Linked DNA regions of Mus musculus: regions 2, 3 and 4 are each linked to region 1. The links are chromatin loops, found by intact Hi-C in ENCODE. Cell type or tissue: left cerebral cortex. All regions are shown on one strand.

Region 1 (5,000 bases):
AGAAATGTGTTTCACAGATGTGGAAGCTAGGAGGCCCAGATCAGAGTGTGAGGAGGGCCTGCCTCTATGAGGAATTTTTCCAGACCTCTTTCAAATGCCTGCCAGCTGCCCACAAACCCAGGTGTCTGCTCACTTGTAACTAAATGACTGTCTTTTCACATGGCCTTCCTCCTGGCGCTCTCCTCTGCGTACCAATGCCTGTGTTCTTAGGAATATCACTCATTGGGTATAGGGCCTATCCTAATCCAAGAAGACTTCCCTTTTAGCTTAATTACATCTGCAAAGATCTTGTTACCAAATAATGTCACATCCTAAGATACTGGGCTCTAGAGCTTCCACCTATCTTTGGAGGAAAGAGAATTGAACCCACAACACAGGGAGAATGAGGACACGCAGGAGAAGAGCCATCTGTAACTAGTGTGAGAATACAAGGTCACCATGGTGACCACTGTAATTCTGTCATCTCTCTTCCTTCCTCCTGCCCTGGGCTTGGGAAGCCAAGTCAGCAAGGGGAAGCAAGCTAGGAAGGGAGGGAGCAGGTCAATAGCCACACAGCAGACCCCAAAGCAGATGGCTAGCAGGCTGTAGGTGGAATTTCAGGCCAATGAGATATACTATAAGAAAAGGAGGAGGAGGAGGAGGAGGAGGAGCCGGGCATGGTGGCACATACCTTTAATCCCAGCACTTGGGAGGCAGAGGCAGGCAGGTTTCTGAGTTGGAAGCCAGGCTGGTCTACAGAGTGAGTTCCAGGACAACCAGGGTTACACAGAGAAACTCTGTCTCAAAAAACAAAAACAAGAAAGGAGGAGGAGGAGGAGGAGAAGGAGATGGAGAGAAGAAGAAGAAGAAGAAGAAGAAGAAGAAGAAGAAGAAGAAGAAGAAGAAGAAGAAGAAGAAGAAAGTAGCCAATACCTTAGTACTCTGGACTTCACATGCATACAATTGTGAAAGCACACACAAGTGTAAATGTATACACACATACACACAGGCATAAACACAGGCATACATAAAGAATAGAATGGTGAACTCATGTGTGTGCCTCTTACCTGGCTTTAATGATTAAAAATTCATGGCTCATCATATTTTTATTAATAAGCACAATGACCTAAATTCAATCCCCCAAAATCACATGCAAAAGTCAGATGTGATGGCATGCACACATGTGTAACCCAAGTGCTAGGGAGATGGAGCAGTGGCTCTCTATGCTCACTGGCCAGCCAGCCTGCCTAATTGGCAAACTCTAGACCAATGAGAAACACTGCTTCAAAAAGAAAGAGGGGGGAAGAAGGAAGAGAGAGGGGGAGGAAGAAAAAAGACAAAAAGAAAAGAAAAAAAGAACTGGATAGTGCCTGAAGGACAATTCCTGAGGTTGTCCTCTGGCCTCCACATGCACCTGCATGCACGCACGCATGCATGAGTGTGCACACACACATGCATACACAGAGAGAGAGAAAGACAGACAGACAGACGAACAGATGGACAGACAGACGAGGAAGGAGCATTCTTTTAAGTGCTGAGTTGAATAGTGACTCGGGAACAGAACATTTCAGAAGAGGGAGAGCTAATATCAAAAGCCTCAACATAGAGCCAGATTCTGCAGATGTATAGAAAGCAGAGATGAATGCATGAAATAAATAGAAGTTTCTAGAGTAACACTAGGACAGTGCTATCATTCGTGTCTCTATTTAGCCCTTTTTATTTTCGCTATCTCACGCTAGCTTCAAACTCCCTTTGTCAAGAAGAATGACATTGAACGTCTGATTCTCCATCTGGGTGTCGGGATTACAAGCCTGTGTCGCCATACCCCAGTTTATGCAATGCCAAGGTTCAAACCCAGAGCCTTGTGCATTCTGGGCAAACGCTGTACCACCTGAGCTATAGCCCAGCTCTCATGTGGGTATTTAGTGTGCCCAGATGGGTCACTGGCAGGGTGGGAGGGAGTCAGGCGCTGAGACCGAGCTATTTGATGTTCAGTGAATGTGTCCTCCTTGCTGTGAGTTGTGGCTGGAGTGGAACTGTCATCAAACACATGAAGCCCCTTCTGGATCTCCCAGGGATGACCAGCACTGCAAACCATGATGCTTAGTGGTCAGTTGTTTCTCCCGGATGCTCTGAACTCCTTAAACTGTCTCCTCCCGCCCACATGCTGAGGTATTTGGTGGAGTAACCTTGGTGTCAACCTCTGAACTCTGGATTTGTGGCCCTAGCAAGAGATTTGTTCCATTAAGAGTGCAGATGGCTGCTCCTCACTACACACTAAATTCACAAGCACCTTTTGTTGAAGTTAGGCCCAGTTCTTCCTCTGAGCCCCACGTCCCCAGAAATGACTCAAACTCAAAATACATTTACAAATGCCTTGAACGTATAGCTAGGCTCTACTCTGACTAGATATAACTTAAAATATCCCACTTATTTTAACCTACATTCTGTCACAGGCCTGCCTACCTGCGCTCAGATACCATGCCTCCATCTCTTCACATCTTCCCAGGCCAACCTCCCCGTGCCTGGGTCTATTCTAGAATTCTTTCTCCTCCCAGATATCCACCTTATATTTCCCGCCTAAGCCATAGGCCATAGCCTTTTTAATTGGAAAGGTGATGCAGCCATGCAATACACAAGATATTCTCTTTCCAGCCCCTCATCTCACATATATCTGCATGGTAGCTGCCGCCCAATGAATAAAACCAATATAAAAGACTTGCTTCAAGTGCAGAAACACAGATTCCTACACAGAAAAATCTTGGGAATATTTGCAAAGGCATACATGCTATTTGTTCTCATAGATTTTAAAATTATTACTGCCATTTAAGGTGTTTTCCTTAATATTACCAGAAAAATATATTCCATACAAGTGGCAGCAGAGGGCGCTCGTCTTACAGGTTAGTTTTCATGTGCGCTCTGGAAAACACTTGCTAAAAATGCCTGTGGATGTTAAGCTAATGGCTTCAGGATTAGACAATGGAAGAGGAAATAAATGATAGATGATGGTAAATGATAGATATATGATACATAGATAGATTATAGACAGACAGATGATAGTATACATGCATACATACATACATACATACATACATACACAGACAGATATTGTTCCCCTGAGTAATTTTCCCTCCCTCCCATCCCCAGCACTCCAATTTCTCATTTCATTGTAGAAACGCTCCATTTTTAACTGAGAAGGCTCAGTACAGCCGCCAATTCCTCCGATGCACATGCTTTCTCCTGGGATCCCTTCCGGAGGCTGCAGCCACTCTTGGAGCATGCCCCTTGCAGGAGGAAGCTCTTCCTAAAATAACAGTAGCTCCCTATGAACAGGAATCCAAGCACTCTGTTTTAGTCAGGGTATCTCTTGCTGTGACAAGACAAAATGTCCAAAAGTAACTTGACGAGGAAAGGATTTATTTGGCTTACACCCACACCATTGTTCACCACTGAAGAAAGCAAGGACAGGAGCTCAATCAAGTCAGGAATCTAGAGACAGGAGGTGATGTAGCAGGCCTCTCACAGAACCAAGCCTCAGCTGTTCTCCATGACGCCTACATGCCTTCAAAACCAATACTATATGGGTGGCTCTGACAGTTTCTAGTTCAGGCTGCCCATGTGAGGAACCATCTTGGTCATCTGTGGAACACAGCTTCTGTGTGCTGACTCTCAGGAAACACTTCTCAGAAGATTTCACCTCAGGGAAGCTGCTGCAGCCTCTTCTTCTTCTTCTTCTTCTTCTTCTTCTTCTTCTTCTTCTTCTTCTTCTTCTTCTTCTTCTTCTTCTTCCTTCTTCTTCTTCTTCTTCTTCTTCTTCTTCTTCTTCTTCTTCTTCTTCTTCTTCTTTCTCCTCCTCCTCCTCCTTCTTCTTCTCTCTCTCTCCTCCTCCTCCTTCTCTCTCTCTCCTCCTCCTCCTTCTCTCTCTCTCTCTCCTCCTCCTCCTTCTCTCTCTCTCTCCTCCTCCTCCTTCTCTCTCTCTCTCCTCCTCCTCCTCCTCCTCCCCCCCTCTAATACTGTCTTATTCACTTTACATCCCAGTCTTCATCATCACCACTAATTTCTTAGCTCCAGCAACCCGCATCAATTGTCCCAGTAACTCAAAGGTTTAACCACAGTGATACTGGTCTCTTACTAATCACAACTAACTTTTCAGCTGTGATAGTCATCAAATAACTCTCAAACTTCCATGTAGAATGTCACATGCCAGGCCTTTGCACTTCTCTCTACACCATTTTCTTCCAAGCTCCTAAACTTCCAAGCTCACCAAGCTTTGAACACTAAATGAATTTTCTCTCCCAAAGTTCCAAAGTCCTTCCACAATCCTCTCCAAACCAACATGATCAGGTCTGTCACAGCAACACTCCACTCCTGCCATAGGCGTGCCCACCTTGGGGTGAGCCACCCTCAAAGCAATCGAGTCTATAGAGAATGGGGACACAACTCAACATCTCCATGGCTGCACAAAAATCCCTAAGCCAAATGGACCCAGAAAGGCCTCTTCTCAGTCCCAGATCTATAGAAGTGGAGAGGTAATAAGTGTGTATCCTTGAGGCACTGGGTGTGGGGTACCTGACAACTCAGTCTTGACCAGGGGGCAATAGAAACTAATCCTCTTTTCATGGCTCCTGACAGCACAGTTGACACAGCTGTCTGTGGTGTCACACACCTGTGATGAAAGCTTTCCAGTGGCTCATCAATTTTAGCATAAACCTCAAGTCCTTCCCCAAATAATCAGCCTTGGAAACACAGCCTTGGAAACATGGATATGTTTGCCGGACAAAGTACAGCATAGCTGGGGAAACTTGAATCTCTCCGAAGCAACAAATAGTCTATAGAGTTGTGCAGTATATGGGACATACTGACACTAAAATTATGTCTTGGCACATACAGATTCTGTTGTTTATCTGAAATTCCTATTTAACAGGGCCATTGTGTGCTTTTCGTTACTAAGTCTGGCAACCCTGCAGATGTGAGCTGCTTTCTCTCCGCTCCCACACATTCCCAGCTGGATCGGTGACACT
Region 2 (5,000 bases), 87 kb after region 1:
TCCTTCACAGGATATTTCCGTCTCTCTCCTGGATTCAGAGTTCCCTGTGTTCTTCCGCGCAAAAAGCACAGCAGCAGGTGGGAGGCTATTCTAGCTGTCCTTGTGATCCAGGCTTGGCAATAAACTGCCAAAGACAGTTATAAGCTGCTGAGACCTGTCTGCCCACGAGTCTGAGGCTGCTGGGGTAGCCTAGGGCTGAGATAATGTGCAGGCCCCGTGTGCCAGGGAACCTGTGCACCCCTTTTCAGTGCAACAGCCATAAAGAGAAAAGCATAAATCTGACATCTGCAGAAAGGTGAATGGAACTGGAGTCGTTGGGGGAAGGGAGCTAGGGGGCAGATGCAGAAATACCAATATTGCATGATTTCTTTCAGATGCAGGACCTAGATTTCAGTGGGGGTAGGGGGCAGATGCAGAAATACCAATACTGCATGATTTCTTTCAGATGCAGGACCTAGATTTCAGGATGCATATGCAAGTGAGGGTGGGTCAAGAAACTACAAAGGACTTCATCAGAAGGAGGAAGAAACTTTCAGGGACGGGGGGGGGGGGGGTAGAGGAAAAAAAGAAAGAAGCAAGTGAAACGCCTGTGACCAGAAAGCAGAAAGGAGGCTCTGGGGTGTGGGGGACCAGCAAGAGGCAGGAGGACAGGGAGGAGCAATAGGAGACCAGGTGAATAAGGACAAAATGTGTATGGACATGTCAGAATTAAACCTGTTACTTTATATGCTAGCTTCAAACGCCAACAAATACAGGGACGGGTTTAGATCACCTTTGAGAGAAGTACCTGGCTTGGTTTGGGACAACCACTGGCCCTTTTCCTCGTTCATATTTGAATACATTTTATTTTGATCAAATTCATCCCTCACTCCCCACCTTCAGCTTTTCTCTAGCTTGCTCTATCCCATCTTTCCTTCATTTTTATGTCCTTCCACACTCTGTAGATGATAGATGATAGGTAGGTAGATAGATAGATAGATAGATAGATAGATAGATAGATAGATAGATAGATAGATTAGATTACCTATTGAGTTTAATTAGTGTAACCCAAATGTAAATGAGTGTAGGACTAGCCTTTATAGGTTGGGACCTACCCCCTACTTCTGAGAAATCTGACTTCTTTCTTCTGGTAGTCATGAACTACCTGTAGCTTCTCAACTAGTGAACACACACAAACACACACACACACACACACACACACACACACGTGCGCCATGCATGCCAGGATATTGACCAGATTGATCTTGACAAAGTCTTGTGTAGCATCCACAACTGTAGAGAGCTTATGAGTACAGCGGCTCTCACATCTGGAAGACAGTTTGACAGCGGCCCCTGGGAGCTCTGGCCCTTAGAACCTTCCCATTCTCTGTGAGACATTTGCTGAGCCTTGGGAGGAATATGTGGTACTGGCTCTCTGCTTTTTGGTCTCTGTTGTCCCCTCAGCAAACCTCCGTCCACCGAAGAAAGAAGCCCCTCCCCGGGCACTGTCTACACCTCCAGAGGATCTGGACTCGGTTTCCAGGATCTTCAACCACTCACAGCCCTCTGTAGCTCCAGTTCCAGGAGGCTCTTCTGGCCTCCTCAGGCACTAGGCACACATTTGGTCTGCACATAAAATTAAAAAGACATAAATACGTATTCTTAAAGAAGCAGCTTTTCAGATGAGAGGAGAGGGAACCAGCGACATTGGTGTCAGCCTTTCTCACAGAAGACAGTGTTACAACAGAGGCCAGGTGGCAGAGGGAAGCAAAGAGGTGTGGTGGAGGACACATCAAAGTTCTGATCTAGACTGTCACTCCCTGCCCAGATAACAACCGCAGCTCCGCTGCTTCATTTACTGGAGCAGCAAAGGGACACAAATGGCTTTTATAATGTATCCAAGTCAGAGCAGCCACCTCTCCACCTCTACTGCTACCCTTGGCTCTGTGTTGCTGTCATTTGATTTTGGTATTTCTAATCTGCTTATTGGCTTACCTCTGGCTTTCAGCTTCTTTATCCAAAGAGAAAGGCTCATGTGCCTGTCCTCTGTGGGATTTCATATTCTTTCCAGCTCCTGGATGACTTCTTTTGAGTCGTACAGTAGCAAACTGTGTGAACCAGGGCTTTGGGTGGAAGCAGACAGATCTTTGTTCTCAGTCACATTGTTATCGGGAAGAAACAAGAGTGGTCTTCGCAGGGATGTCATGATGGGTGTTTCAGACAATTTGCAAGCTTGTTTTCCACAGGGAAAGTGCCCAGGGTTGCTTCCTTTCCTGTGCTTATGATTTTAGTGAAGTTGCCAATGGTGAGGATTGGCACAGAGGAAAAATACTCAGTGGATATTTAGGAACTCTTTCTTCCTGCTTCATTATCCTGTCTCCATGGTAACAAGGATTCTTAGGGTTGTCTTTTTTTTTTAAACCACTATAGTTGGAAGATTGACAAATATTGTAGCTTGAGTAGAAATGACTGTCTGTGTGTAGTATAATCATCAACATATGAATGAATGTGTCCTTTTGTCAGAAACCCACTAAGTCTAAATATATATATGGCTTTTTTTTTTCCCCCAGAAGTTAGCAATTCTTGCCTGGCCTGCCTCACAGAGAGATTGGCAGGTGCCTTATGGTGGCAGGTGCCGGAGAGCCCTCTAGTGGGAAATTGCCAGGACAAACTCAGGAGCAGGAGAGAGTCAAGAGAGAAGGGATGTTCACCAGTGTGCTTGCTGGAGAATGTGTTCATTTGTCAGTCTGTCATGTAAGAATCCCCAGGCACATACTGAGGCCCGTGCTAAATAAGTAACAAAATTAAGATAATGATTTCAATGCGTCAGTCTCCAGGGCCCTCACCTGAAACATCTGTTAATGGGCAAAATCAGAGAGTAAGGATGTCTTCAGGCCGTAAGTGAAATTGAGTGGCTGGAGAGAGATGGTTTAGCAGGGAAGAGCACTGCCTCATATTCCAGAAGGCCCTGGTTTGATTCCCAGCGCCTACACAGAGGATCATGATCCTCTGTTACTCCAGTCCCAGAGGATATAGCACCCTCTTCTGACCTCTGAGGGTACCGGGTAAACATATGGTACCTAAACATACACGCAGGCAAAACACCCATACACATGAAATACAATTTTTAAAACCTGGAGTCTGAAGTAGACGAGATGATCCTTCTCTGGGGAGTGGAAGGGGATAGGAGTTTCTCACCACATGAGTGCCTCTCAAACAGAACATTATAAACCTCCCCCTTCCTCAAAACCACCATCATGCATAGGACTTCCATTGCTGTTTGTCCTGCACTTAGAGAATTACAGAACACTCCTTGCCCAGCATCCCTAGCCACACATAAAGCACACCTGAGACCCTAAGGTCAGTTTTACAAGAACAGTTGTATCCCTCTTGCCCAGGGCCCTGATGCTTTTACTCATTCCATTTTAAATGACTTTGATTTTAATGGCTTGTACAGAGTATTTTAAAACCACGTTGTGTAAGAAATAACCCTATTGTACGTGTATTATAAAAGCATTTGAACTATGTCTAAATGTACTGAAGGCTGTGGAACTGGAGAGCCCGGTCCACAGCTATGTTACCGACCAGCATCCACAAGCCTCTCCTAAAGGCTCAGAAAGTGTGTTTCCAGGCAACACGGATCGGGCTTTAGAGCTTAGGCCTTTCAAACACGTTGAGGGTCTAAGTCAAGCCAGAGTCACTGGTGGACTCCTTATGTTTAGCCCAGAACACAGCGTCTCTGATGATGCACAGCCCAGGAGTTTGTATCGAGCAACCTAATTTTCTTTTCTACACTGGATTAGATAGATCCATTAGTTATAAGCCCAGAATCACAATATATGCCGGTGTCGAATTAAGAAAAGCAATCTTGGAGTAATTTAACCAAGAGCAAGCCAGAGTCTCTCTCTTGTCTCTAATCTGTCTGTGATATGAACCTGAATCTGTGCCTGCCTGAATGCTGTCTTGTAAATCTCTCTCTGTGTGTGTGTGTGTGTGTGTGTGTGTGTGTGTGTGAATTACTCATGGGCCAGCGGCATGGGAGACCATATAATAAGATTAAAGCCATGCCTTAGCTTAGGCTGTAAAGGTTTAATCACATGGGGGCAGGAGGGCTAGAGATAGCTCAGTGGTTAAGAGCCCTGACTGCTCTTCCAAAGGTCCTGAGTTCAAATCTCAGCAACCACATGGTGGCTCACAACCATCTGTAATGGAATCCAATGTCTTCTTCGAGTGTGTCTGAAGACAGCTCCAGTGTGTACTTATATAAATAAAATAAATAAATCGTTTTTTAAAAAAATTCATCACATGGGCAACCCAAGGTAGGTGAGGTTGCTTGTTTGTTGCTGTCTTAAAGTGGGTTAAAAAGACAGGGCTAGGACCACAGTAGGATAGCAGTGACCGCAGGGTATGTTAACTCAGCTGTGAGTTAGCAAAAGTTCCAGTCTCTTAGAATCTATGAGAGCATTTGTAACCACCCCACTTTTCTGACTAGAACAAGGATTTTCAAAGCCCAGTGCCCCATCAGGAACTGCGTGAGGCTTCCCAGGAGCCTGATTTACCTGGTCCCTGGTCTCTGTGACCATCAGTGGCTACTCAGCCATGCACTCTGATACAGAGGAAATAGCTCCTTGCAGGTTATGCCTGTGTCCCTGGCACAAGTGTATGTTCAGGAGAACTCACAGGGTGTCTTAAACCTGTTGGAGCCAATCCAATCATTCATTCATTCACTAACCATGCACTCACCCAGTAAGTAGAGTATATAGTCACTAAAATACCCTGTGACCCCTGACTCCCTGTCTTTCTAATTCTCTGACCCTGGAGAACCCCGTTTCTCTTGAGCTTCCTAGTTCTCCACTGAGCTCCATACAAAGGTCACTACACCTCCCATAAAGCCGGCTCCCAGAGCCTGAATCCGCTGCAGCTAAAAAGCACAGTGGCCTACAATAGATCTATGCAGAATCTAGGAGTAGCCAGGGGTGCGAAAATGGAAGCCCAGGTGTGTGAAAAGGGCTCCTTGAGAC
Region 3 (5,000 bases), 170 kb after region 1:
CTCACTGGATAAACCAGGTTGGCCTCAGACTCATGGAAATCCACTGCTTCACCCTCTTGTACGCCAAGATTAAAACCAGACCCGGGCCCGGGCTGCTCATTTATAAAACTTACTATTTTTCAGTTTCTTCAACATGGCTTCACGTTCTGATGCCAACAACAGTTTTAGGTGGCACATGCCACAGCTGCATCTGCCTTCACTATGGCATCTCTCTCCATACCTGGCTCCCACTACCCTCTTCTCTGCAGTAATTGTCTGCAAAAGCAGAAAGGCAGATTTTCCATCCCCCACCCACCCACCCAACAGAACACTAACCCATGCAGAGGCCCCAGCTCTGCTCTCAAAGACCTGGGGTCACCAATTCACAACTAAAATTCACGTTATAGAAAAAACCAGCTTCTAAATAGCTCTAGAGCTGTTTCAACCCAGGCTTGTCATTTATTTTTACATTAAAGGCACCTAGCCTACTTTGTTTCTTGACAAGGTAAGTGTACCTAAGAGTTGTCCATCAATACAAGACAAGCTACCAGTTTTTCAGAAGATATATTTCCCACCTCAAAGATTTGGTTACAACCAAAGTTGTGGTTCTTACGTAGAGACGCAGTTTCATCACTAGAAAAGGTGAGCTGAGCCTAAGATGGACACCTTCATGCCTTCATTCGGTCAGTTAAATGGGCCTGTGGGCAGGGGGAGGTGTAGCCCCTTAAACACCTGAGTTTTTAAATCCATTACAGTTTGCTGCCCTTTGCTCGGATATTCAGGGCAAACCTGCTCTCCCCTTTAGACTTTATGAGGTAGCATGTGGCACTTTGAAGAGGAAAAAGCTACAGGAGTCCTCTTCCTCAGCTGCAGCCATAGGTACGACCTTAGTGGTCCATCCGCCCTGCAATGTAACCTCTCTGTTGTCTGTGGCAAGCTTGTTCAGCGCCTGCCAGCTCCGCTATACCTAACCCTCAGAGATAGCATCCTCTCTGCTCATTATCCCTAAGGCACCTGCTTCCTCACTCACGCAGCACTTCCTCTTTCCTAAAAGACAAGATGGCTGGCAGCCCTGCAGTGAAAATCAAAAGAAAAGCTGCTTTATGAAGAAGAAGAAAAAAAATCCTGAAATGAGTCACCTTTCAAGAATTTGCAATCCTAGAGCCTGGGTGCTGAAGGGCTAAATCAGCCCTTCCGGTGCCATCCCCTGTATGGATTGGTGTGTGCACTATTCCCGGAGGGTGTTTACATGATACGCCCATCCTTTATAAAGCCACTCGTAAGGTACAAAAGTATGTAAGCTGTGCACAGTTGTATTCTGCACAGTTGACTTTAAATGGGTCTAAAGAAAATCAGACCAAATTAGAGTTTCAGTTAGGCTTTTGACAAGTTAGGGAAACCAGCTGTAGCTCCCTAAACTTCCCACTTGCTCCCCAAGGCACTGCAACTTCACTCAGCTTTAACCAGCTCCAAGTACACTCCCTGCCTATACACAGCAGAGCCTTTTCCTCCTGCTGTTTCTCTCAGCAGCTCAAGCCCGGGGCAGCTGCAGTTGGCTGTGGTCTGCTAGGGTTCCGCCTGGCCTGATTTTTCATGCTGCCATTTTGAATTAGCATAGGTTTACTCAGCAAGTGATGAGGATTTAGGCAGGCGTGAAGCACAGTAAACACACACACACACACACACACACACACACACACACACACAAAACCAGGAAGAAGCACTTAACAAGCTACAATTACACAGAAATACACCTCTATTTAACAGAACCCTACCAGGTCAACTTGGGAGACAGAAAATAGTAAGTTGCCTTAAACGCAAATGGGTGTGATCACATTTTTATTCCTAAATTCCAACCGATTTTCTAAAATTCAGGCGCTCCTTTCATCCTCCTGCAGACCTCACTGTGGTCGCTAAATAATTAGCAATTATTTAGCAATTCTGCCTGGACAAAAAACAAAAAGCAAGACGATAGGGGTAAACTGAGGTGGAGTGATAGCAAGGGTCGAGACACCTGCCATGACCCCACCCGGATTCCAGTGTGCAGGGGTGAGGCCTGGAGCGAAGCAATGTCTGGTGCCAGCTCACTGGCCCTTGGGGATAACCACAGATACCGGGACTCCGCCCGGCGACCAAGGGTAGCGGCCTAGTCAGGCGCCACGGATGCATTACTCGGGAAGGAGCCAGGCTCTCTCTGCTAGCCGCAAGACGGAGCCGCAGGAGCCGCCAGGGGAAGCTCAGGGGCCCGGGGAAGCTCAGAGACACTTCCCGCGCCCTTGCAACTCGGCGCCCAGAAAAAGCAGCACCCGGTTATAAACTGAAAGGGAGGTGCGGGAAGGATGCGGGATGGAGAGCAGGAGCAGATTCTGACCAGGCTGCAGTAGCTTCGTCCCGAAGTCCCTGATCTCAAGTCGGGCCAGACCGAGGCCACCTAACCTCCGATCTCCCCTTCCCTGGTCCACACTCGCGAGGCGTTAGAATTGTAATGGGAAATGTGGTGACCTCCCAGCGGAAGAGCAGCTGCCAGCGCCCCGGCGCTCCCCGCGTAGCCTGAGGCTCACCTGCCAAGCAGCCGGCTCCAGCCGGGTCCAACGGTGCTGATGCTGCGACTGCGGAGTTGGGGGCGCTGCGGCGGCTAGGTTACAGCCTCTGCATCCGTAGCGCAGAAGACCGCCGGCGCTCCGGTTTCCCAGACTCCAGGCTCTCCAGCCCCCGGCTAACAGCTGGTTTGGTCACGCGACCGCAGACCCACCCTCCGCCTCCCGGTGCTCTGGGCCCCAGGACTCGTTGTGTTTGACAGCTGAGGCCTCAGAGCCCGCCCCGCCTGGGAGGGGAGGGCACCAGGAGCCCCCAAGAACAGCAGAGGGGGCGGGACTCAACAGAAAGTGGTTCCTTTCTTTCTAGATTTTTATTTCTTGGTTGAAACTCTCTCGAAGGGAGGAACCAGAGCTTTAAGGAGCCAGGTCCTGCTTTCTCCTGGCAACATTTTACTGTGTGGTTGCTAGTCTGAGCCTTGGTGCCTGGCGAGAATTCCCTGCAGAGATATGCATTCTTCATTTGGTTGATTCAATGTGTCAAAGTCCTTCCCTAATGTTAACCGATTGTGATCGTGCTCATAAACCAGACGATGCAGCATATTCACACTCTGTGGACCAAGGTCATGCAGCAAGTAACAAAGGCAAGATTCCACACCAGGGTTAATAAACTTTTGACAGGGAAAGAGGTGATGCCCACCTCAAGGCTTTTGATAACAACGCCTCAGGGGCTGAGACCCGATCTACCTCGATAAGAAAAGGCTGTAAGAGTCCACTGGGAAGAGAGTAGCAGCAGCGGGCAGCAGCAGATTCACATGTATTTTCCAGTTATCAGATGAACACAAATCAAAGTTTTATAGTCTCTATGGTGTGTGTGTTTGTGTGTGTGTGTGTGTGTGTGTGTGTGTGTGTGTGTGTGTGTATGACAATATCTCTCAAGATAAGAACATATGTAGCCTTTCACCTGATTCCACTTTTGGACTTTTGGAATTCATCTTATAGAAGAAAGGACACGGGTGTGAAATGAGCAGGAGGATTCTGGGGGGGCCATATTATTTGTGTCAGCAACGACTAGAACCAAACCTCACAGTGGTGGTACACACAATTAGGGAGGCTGACAAGGCTACATAGTAACACCTTGTCTCAAAAACTAAAAGATTGAATGAAATTCAGCCTATAAATACCATGGAATTCCATCCAGCATATTTTAAAGATTTAAAGATGAGATCATTGTCTGTGTACTAATTCAAGACTTCCAACTTATACCAAGTAAAAGGCTAAAGTGGGGATAGGTTAGGTGCAGAACAGTGTGTGTGTGTGTGTGTGTGTGTGTGTGTGTGTGTGCGCGTGTGTGTGTGTGAAAATATATACACTTCCTTTTGCAAATGCTTAGACTACTTTTGGAAAGATCCATAAGAAACTGTAACAGGAGATTCCAAAGGGAAGAGAGCTGATGACTGGCCACCAGGTAAGGAGACTTTCCCATGTCCTCTTAAATCAGTGTGTGCTTGTAGCTTGTCAGGTGAGGAAGCAGACAGTGGGAGAAGGATGAGGGAATGTGGCAGGAACCATCAATAGATTCTACAGAAAAGACCATTGGTTCACAGACTTAGAACACAAAGGTGCTTTGTTTATTTACTGCAAACAATAAACTGTGTAGCCTAATGCATGTGGCTAATAACTTTCAAAACTCCTAAAGAGCTTGACCTGGGGCCTCCCTGGTAACTTCTGACGTCAGTCTCCAGAGCTGGGACCAGGAAACTTGAGTTCTGCCAGATTTTCAGGTTTCCCTTGTGCATTGATGTTTGACAGCCGCTGTTCTGAAGTCTCTGTTATCTCCCGGGTCTCCACACAAGCTTATTCCACCGTGGTGTAGCACTTATTAAGCACCAATAAGACATTTTTATTCTTGGCTTTGTACAGGACAGACTCTGCTTCCATTCAAGTCACACAAAGAGAAATAAGGGAACAGAACAGTCCAACAGATTTAAAAAAAAAATCTAGAATTATCAGTTAGGGCTTTAATCACTGGCCTCTATCAGCCATGTGGAGTCTAGCTGTGTGTAAATTACAAGGCCTCTGTGAGCTAGCCCACAAGGAAAAAAATCTTTTAAATGACATACAATTGTTACATCGTCAATTACAGTCTGTCTGGCATGCTCGGAGCTGGTAAAGACCAGTGCGCTGTATGTCTGCTTTACTCCACTGAAGGAGGCACAGGGTTGTTCTGTTTTGTTTTTGTTTTTGTTTTTGTTTTCTTTTCCAGAATCAAAAAAGGGAAAGTAGGAGTACAGTGGTGACTCTGACCTTCACATACTGTCACGAGGGACGCACATAACCCCTCCCTCTCCTCAGAGAAAACACTATAGGTGCACTTCTATTTTTTTTTTATTGATAACCAGTACGATTAAAATAAAATTATTTGGGAACATGCAAAATATACAATCCTAACGACATCATAACTGGTCCTGCATATGACTTCTCTTC
Region 4 (5,000 bases), 120 kb after region 1:
GTATTTATTTTGTAGTCCTAGGGATTGACTATACATAAGCCCTAGGGCCTTATATATATAGGCAAGATCTCTACCACCAAGGAAAGCTCCAACCTAAAACCCTAGTCTCTCCCCTGCAACTCAGCAAGCCCTTTAAAAAAGCCTCCTCTGTCAAGCAGGGGCCGCTCCCCTCCACAGCTATGTTTCTAGTGGACACGGAAGCCTGGGAAAAAAGGAAGATGAAGTTTATGGTGGGGGAGGGGAGCTTGGAGGGGCAGGGCACTGGGACTAGAGTCGAAAGGCAAACCAGGATATGAACCTATTGAGTTTTGGGGATTAAATTACTTAGGTGTGTCTCAGTTTCTCCATCAGGCAAATCAGGAGGTAAATGCATAGCTAGGATGTAAAGTGATAAAGACACACTGTCAAGCTCTGAACACTTGGGTCCTGCAGCTAAGTAAGGGCACACTCTGGAAAGCAAAAGGGCTGTGTATTTGAGCCTTCTAAATATTTCATGTAAACAGATATGTGTGTGTATGTCTTTTTATGACATTCATTTTGTCCAACGCAATGTTGATACAGATTGTATGTAGCATGTGTCAGAATTGCCTTCTTTTAAGGGTGAGTAGTACTCCATTGCCTTGATATACCACATTCTGTATCCATCCATCCATCCATCCATCTATCCATCCATCTATAGGTAAGTAATAAAATAAGCTAGGAAGCTGACTGAACAGGCATCTTTCTGGGCCTTGATTTCAAATCTTTTGGTACATACCAGGTGACAGAATTCCTGGGTCACGTGGCAGTTTATGAGAAAGTCTCCATAGTTTACAATGGACAGCCACCTTTCTTTCTGCCAGCAATGCCTGATGTTTCCAGCACCCCACACTGCGGCCGCTGTTCTCACAGCTGCTGTTCTGACAGAGTGGCATATGGCTATAGTTTGGGGTGTTTTCATTGTTATTGGAGACAGGGTTTCTCATTGTAGACCAGGCTGTCCTCGAACTCAGAGATCCGTCTGCTTCTCTGCCTCCCAAGTACTGGGATTAGAAGGGTACCCCACCACACCCAGCTGGGCTTCATTTTTAAACAGCGAATTTGTCTTTGTAGAGATGCATAGTGTAGGGCCCTCAAGAGGTGGTTGAGTTTTCTAAAGATTCCAACCGGAAAATCCCAGTCCCTCATACGTGTGTGCTGTGACTGGTGCCGACTGTGTCCATGAGACACAAACAAGAGGCTCCTAGGTATTGACTTCCATGTTTTTATTGTACACTTGGTGCATTTAAAGACACTCCGAGGGCAAGCACTGGATAGAGACATCGTTTGATTTGTAGATATCTGTACAAAAGGCTGTTAAGACCACATGTTCAGTCCTCCCCCCACAGGAAACAAAGGTTTTCTGTTATACTGCTTCAGCTATGACATTTCAGTTCGCACACGTGATTAGAGACACGTCCTTATTGATTCCTGCAAGAATTCTCTGCATGACAGTTCAGGATGGTTGGCTTCAGTCAGTAAAAACACGTGTGACACACACCACAGGACAGGAGTTGGGGCTCAGCGCCATGTAGAATGAAATGCCGCGGCTGCGGGAGGCATGGGAGAGCCAGGATGCTCGAGCAATGCCTGCCACACCTCTCCCACCATGGTGTGCTTTCTCCCAAGGCTGAACTCTCAGCTGAAATTAGTTGTGATACAAGAACTCAAGTCAGTAATTTCAAGACACGCACACCTGGCTGCCCTGAGGTCCTTCCAGAGTAGCATCACCTGCGTCAATGTTCGATGACAGTAATTTTGTGGTGACAGTTATTTTCACAGCTACTGATTCATCTAAGAGTAAGGGAGCGTCACCACCGAGCTCTACTAGGCGTACAGCTGCTTCATCAGCTTGTGAGGCCGACTCCTACAGACACTGGAGCTTGTGTTGGGCTAAGTCTCCACAGCGTTTATCAGATGCTTAGCTAGCGTTCAGGCATCCCAAGAATGAGCAAAGACTATTTCCACTTTACTACCTTACGTAGACACTCGGGTGTCTGCCCCCAGCTAGGCTGCCATTTTCATTTACTGCAAATCTCATCTCCACAACACTAGCTAGCTTAGGTTAGGTTCTGTGGGACAGGTGAGACAGGCAGTCCATCCTTCATGATCGTGACTTATTTCTGCCCAAAGTGTGCTCAGGATCCCCTGCCCTCAGGCTTAATAGACATAGGGTGGTCTTCTGGGAAGTTATTTACTGATCGATCTTAAACATTCCCGAAGATCTATTTTTCTGCATGCTGTTCATAAAAGTGACCCCTGATTGAGAAATTACCCATGTCAGAAGTGTTTCTTCAAAGGGAAATCTGTTACATGAATTTTAAAACAAATATTCTCCTAAGTCTGCTTACTCAAAATCCAGTATTATTTCTGCTGTTAGTTTGGCTAAACTCACTAAAGTACGTGCGGGCACCTCGGCAGATTCCCTACTGTCCTCTTGTCTGCCCCCATCCATCCCAGTAAGCAAAGCTTTCATAGCTGGGCTCCTTATCCATTGCCGGAGGAGAAAACCCTTAGAGGGCTGCTGTGCCCTCTGGTGGTAAGATGACAACATGGTTGAGCTGTCCAATGCTCCTAAGAGGATTGGCCTTTCTCCGTGATGCTGGACTACAGTCAATAATAAAAACAACCACTGGGTTTTCTAGTGCACACCTGCATAATAGCGTCACAGCCATCTTCAACCTTGGCCAAAGTAATGAAGAAGGTCGCTGTGTCGTTTGCTACCATTAGACCTCTGATCAAACCCCAAATTACCTGGGTTGTCTCAGGCAGGTCAGATCTGATGAGCTGGCCTCAGAGGTGGAGGGCAGACCACACAGGGAAAGCACAGCACGGCTTTCTGCACCACCTTCCTTAAAGAGCTCAGCAGATGAGGCTGGGACAGGCAACTACTTCCTCCTCAAACCTTGTTCTTTTTCCCCTTTGCACCTGCTGGGCACTTTCAGCTTAGCTGCTCTACCTGTGTCCCTCTGTCCATCAGCAAGAGATACCAGTTTGTCATGAGTTTGTCCCATCTCTTGTGTTTTGCCATTTGTTTATACATGGAACCCACAAACCAATCAAGGAAAGAGCTCACAGTAGACATTCTCTCTCTCTCTCTCTCTCTCTCTCTCTCTCTCTCTCTCTCTCTCTCTCTCGGGTTGGAAGAGAAACAAGATTTGTCCCCCCAAAAAAACCTGTAGCCTGAATCACATTGTGAAATGAGGGCTCAGGTCCCTGCCAGCCCTAAGCCATGCTTGAGATCACTGGTGGACAGTTTCTGTTTGCTCAGCCCTGTCAAGAGTGAGGACCTATAATTAGGCCCCGCAGCACATGCTCTCTAGCCTCTCCTCTAGTCTACACTTCTGTCAGTCATCTTTACGCCTGGCCCTTCAGTCGTGCAGAGTGGCAGTGGATAGGCACCTATACCTCTTTCCTGTTCCAGACAGCATCCAAAGGAATCTGTTGGGCAGTGGGGTGTGAGAACAAAGTGGAGGAGATCCTGGAGGTCAGGTACTCAGCACACTGATGTGGGATCTAGTTAACGAGGCAGTGGGTGGGACGAGGGAGACTGTTCTGTGGATAAATGTCTCACTGCCTTCTGCCCTCAGCCCGCCCTGTCTTCCTCACACACTCCTGTGGCGTCAAATCCTTTGTGCAAACACACGGATGCTGGAAACAAATGAGTTTAATTTCAGGCTCTGCTGAGACCAGGGCTGCTCAGATTCCAGGTACATTAGCTATGCTCTCAGCAGTCAAGAGCGACCCTTTCCTTTCCCTCTTTGGCTGAGATTTGCAGCTGTGTGTGGCTGTATGCCAGGGCCATTTAATGAATCTCATACAAGTTGCTGACAATCAAATCCCAATCAATTTCCACACAGGGCCAGGTCCTCAGGTGGGAGCACTGTGGATGAGGAACTGTGGCTAACATGGATGCCCAGCTCTCCTCCAGGCGGAAGCAGGTCTGCTCCACTGCACATGAGCACAGCTCACAGAAGACAGGTCTTTCAAAAATCGCATACACCAGAGCAGAGCTGGGACTGTACCAGTCCTCTGTTCCTTCCCAGGACATTGTGGGGACTATGAGCTACATACAGGCCTGTGCTCTGTGGCAGGAAGCTGGGGGGCTCTCCCCCATCCACACACAAAAGCCTTTGGTATGAACAAAAGCCTTTTGTTAACCCTAAAGAAACCACTATCTAGAGAGGGACCAGGCCCTTCACAGCTCTTGTCTTTCCCACCAGCGTGGCCCTGCAGCCCTGTCCAAGGCGGAGGGAACTCAAGTTCCTCATAAGAAGCTAAGGTGTCCATTGTCACTGAAATATAAGAACATCTTCAAGCCCATAGCTTATCACACAATGGAGCAAGAGGCAAATGGGATCGCGTTACATAGCAAAGGGGGGAGGGTTGCTAAGCTGAACAGAGGGAACATTTAGACACAAGGAGGCCACATGGTAACTCTCGGTTTACTCACACAGAAGAGTGTTTATCTGCTGGTAATTTAGTCGGGTGGGAAGTTTTGAGTAAGGGTGAGGGTGCTTACATCACTTAAAGAACTTCATCTCGGTGTCCACACAGTCATAGAATAGGTCCCCCACCTCGGCGGGGTCCGGGGGCTCGGGGCTGCTCAGAATCTCGTCCATGGCCTCCAGGCCTTGCTTCTCCAACTCCAGCATGGTCTTCCTCAGGGTGCGACCTTGCTCCTGAGGAAAGGACACAGCCGTGCAGAATGGTCATGGCAGTGGATAGTGACAGCCCGGGATCCCGCTGGCTTCCTGGCCTCCATCCCATCCCCCCCACCTCCACTGATCCAAACCGCCACCACCATGGGGGCCGATTTAGAATATGGTTACAGCACCAGCCTGCTCAGAAACACTTGCACGGCCACCAGCTGTCCGAAATCAGAATAAATCCTGACTACCGAGTGTCAGTCGAGATGCACTGGCCTCTTGCCTTGTGTATCTATCCCTTCAGCCATATGCATGGCTATCCTCTGTGATATT

Evidence for each region. Peaks named below come from ENCODE experiments on the same cell type or tissue, not always from the same donor. Only the 100,000 strongest peaks of a DNase experiment are listed, where the experiment ranks them.
Region 2: it touches region 1 in a loop (4-fold over the local background); 13 of 42 quality-filtered maps call a loop at or near these places.
Region 3: a loop joins it to region 1, with 4 times the contacts of the local background. A loop is called at or near these places in 2 of 42 quality-filtered maps.
Region 4: a loop joins it to region 1, with 11 times the contacts of the local background. A loop is called at or near these places in 30 of 42 quality-filtered maps.

Annotation. Positions count from the first base shown.
Region 1 is chr6:54,389,074-54,394,073 of GRCm38, forward strand. The region is part of intron 3 of 9130019P16Rik (RIKEN cDNA 9130019P16 gene); the gene reads right to left. Among named protein-coding and RNA genes, the nearest start is that of Wipf3, 38 kb to the right of the region's middle. In left cerebral cortex, a CTCF peak has its summit at 2,857 (motif pointing right); DNase peaks (open chromatin) are centred at 2,484, 2,891 and 3,414; H3K27ac peaks cover 511 bases.
Region 2 is chr6:54,476,520-54,481,519 of GRCm38, forward strand. All of the region lies in intron 2 of Wipf3 (WAS/WASL interacting protein family, member 3), which reads left to right. It also overlaps a transcript of Scrn1 not described here. Among named protein-coding and RNA genes, the nearest start is that of Gm44026, 12 kb to the left of the region's middle. In left cerebral cortex, a CTCF peak has its summit at 2,606 (motif pointing left); DNase peaks (open chromatin) are centred at 2,337 and 2,614.
Region 3 is chr6:54,563,700-54,568,699 of GRCm38, forward strand. Scrn1 (secernin 1) reads right to left here and starts at 2,683. Exons shown (of 8, transcript NM_027268.2): 1 at 2,541-2,683. In left cerebral cortex, a CTCF peak has its summit at 2,173; DNase peaks (open chromatin) are centred at 1,027, 1,489, 2,244 and 2,750; H3K4me3 peaks cover 3,320 bases; H3K27ac peaks cover 3,022 bases.
Region 4 is chr6:54,504,663-54,509,662 of GRCm38, forward strand. It overlaps Scrn1 (secernin 1), which reads right to left. Exons shown (of 8, transcript NM_027268.2): 8 at 4,154-4,700. The coding sequence ends at 4,542. Among named protein-coding and RNA genes, the nearest start is that of Gm52863, 5.2 kb to the right of the region's middle. In left cerebral cortex, CTCF peaks have their summits at 2,555 (motif pointing left) and 2,764; DNase peaks (open chromatin) are centred at 1,643, 1,825 and 2,546.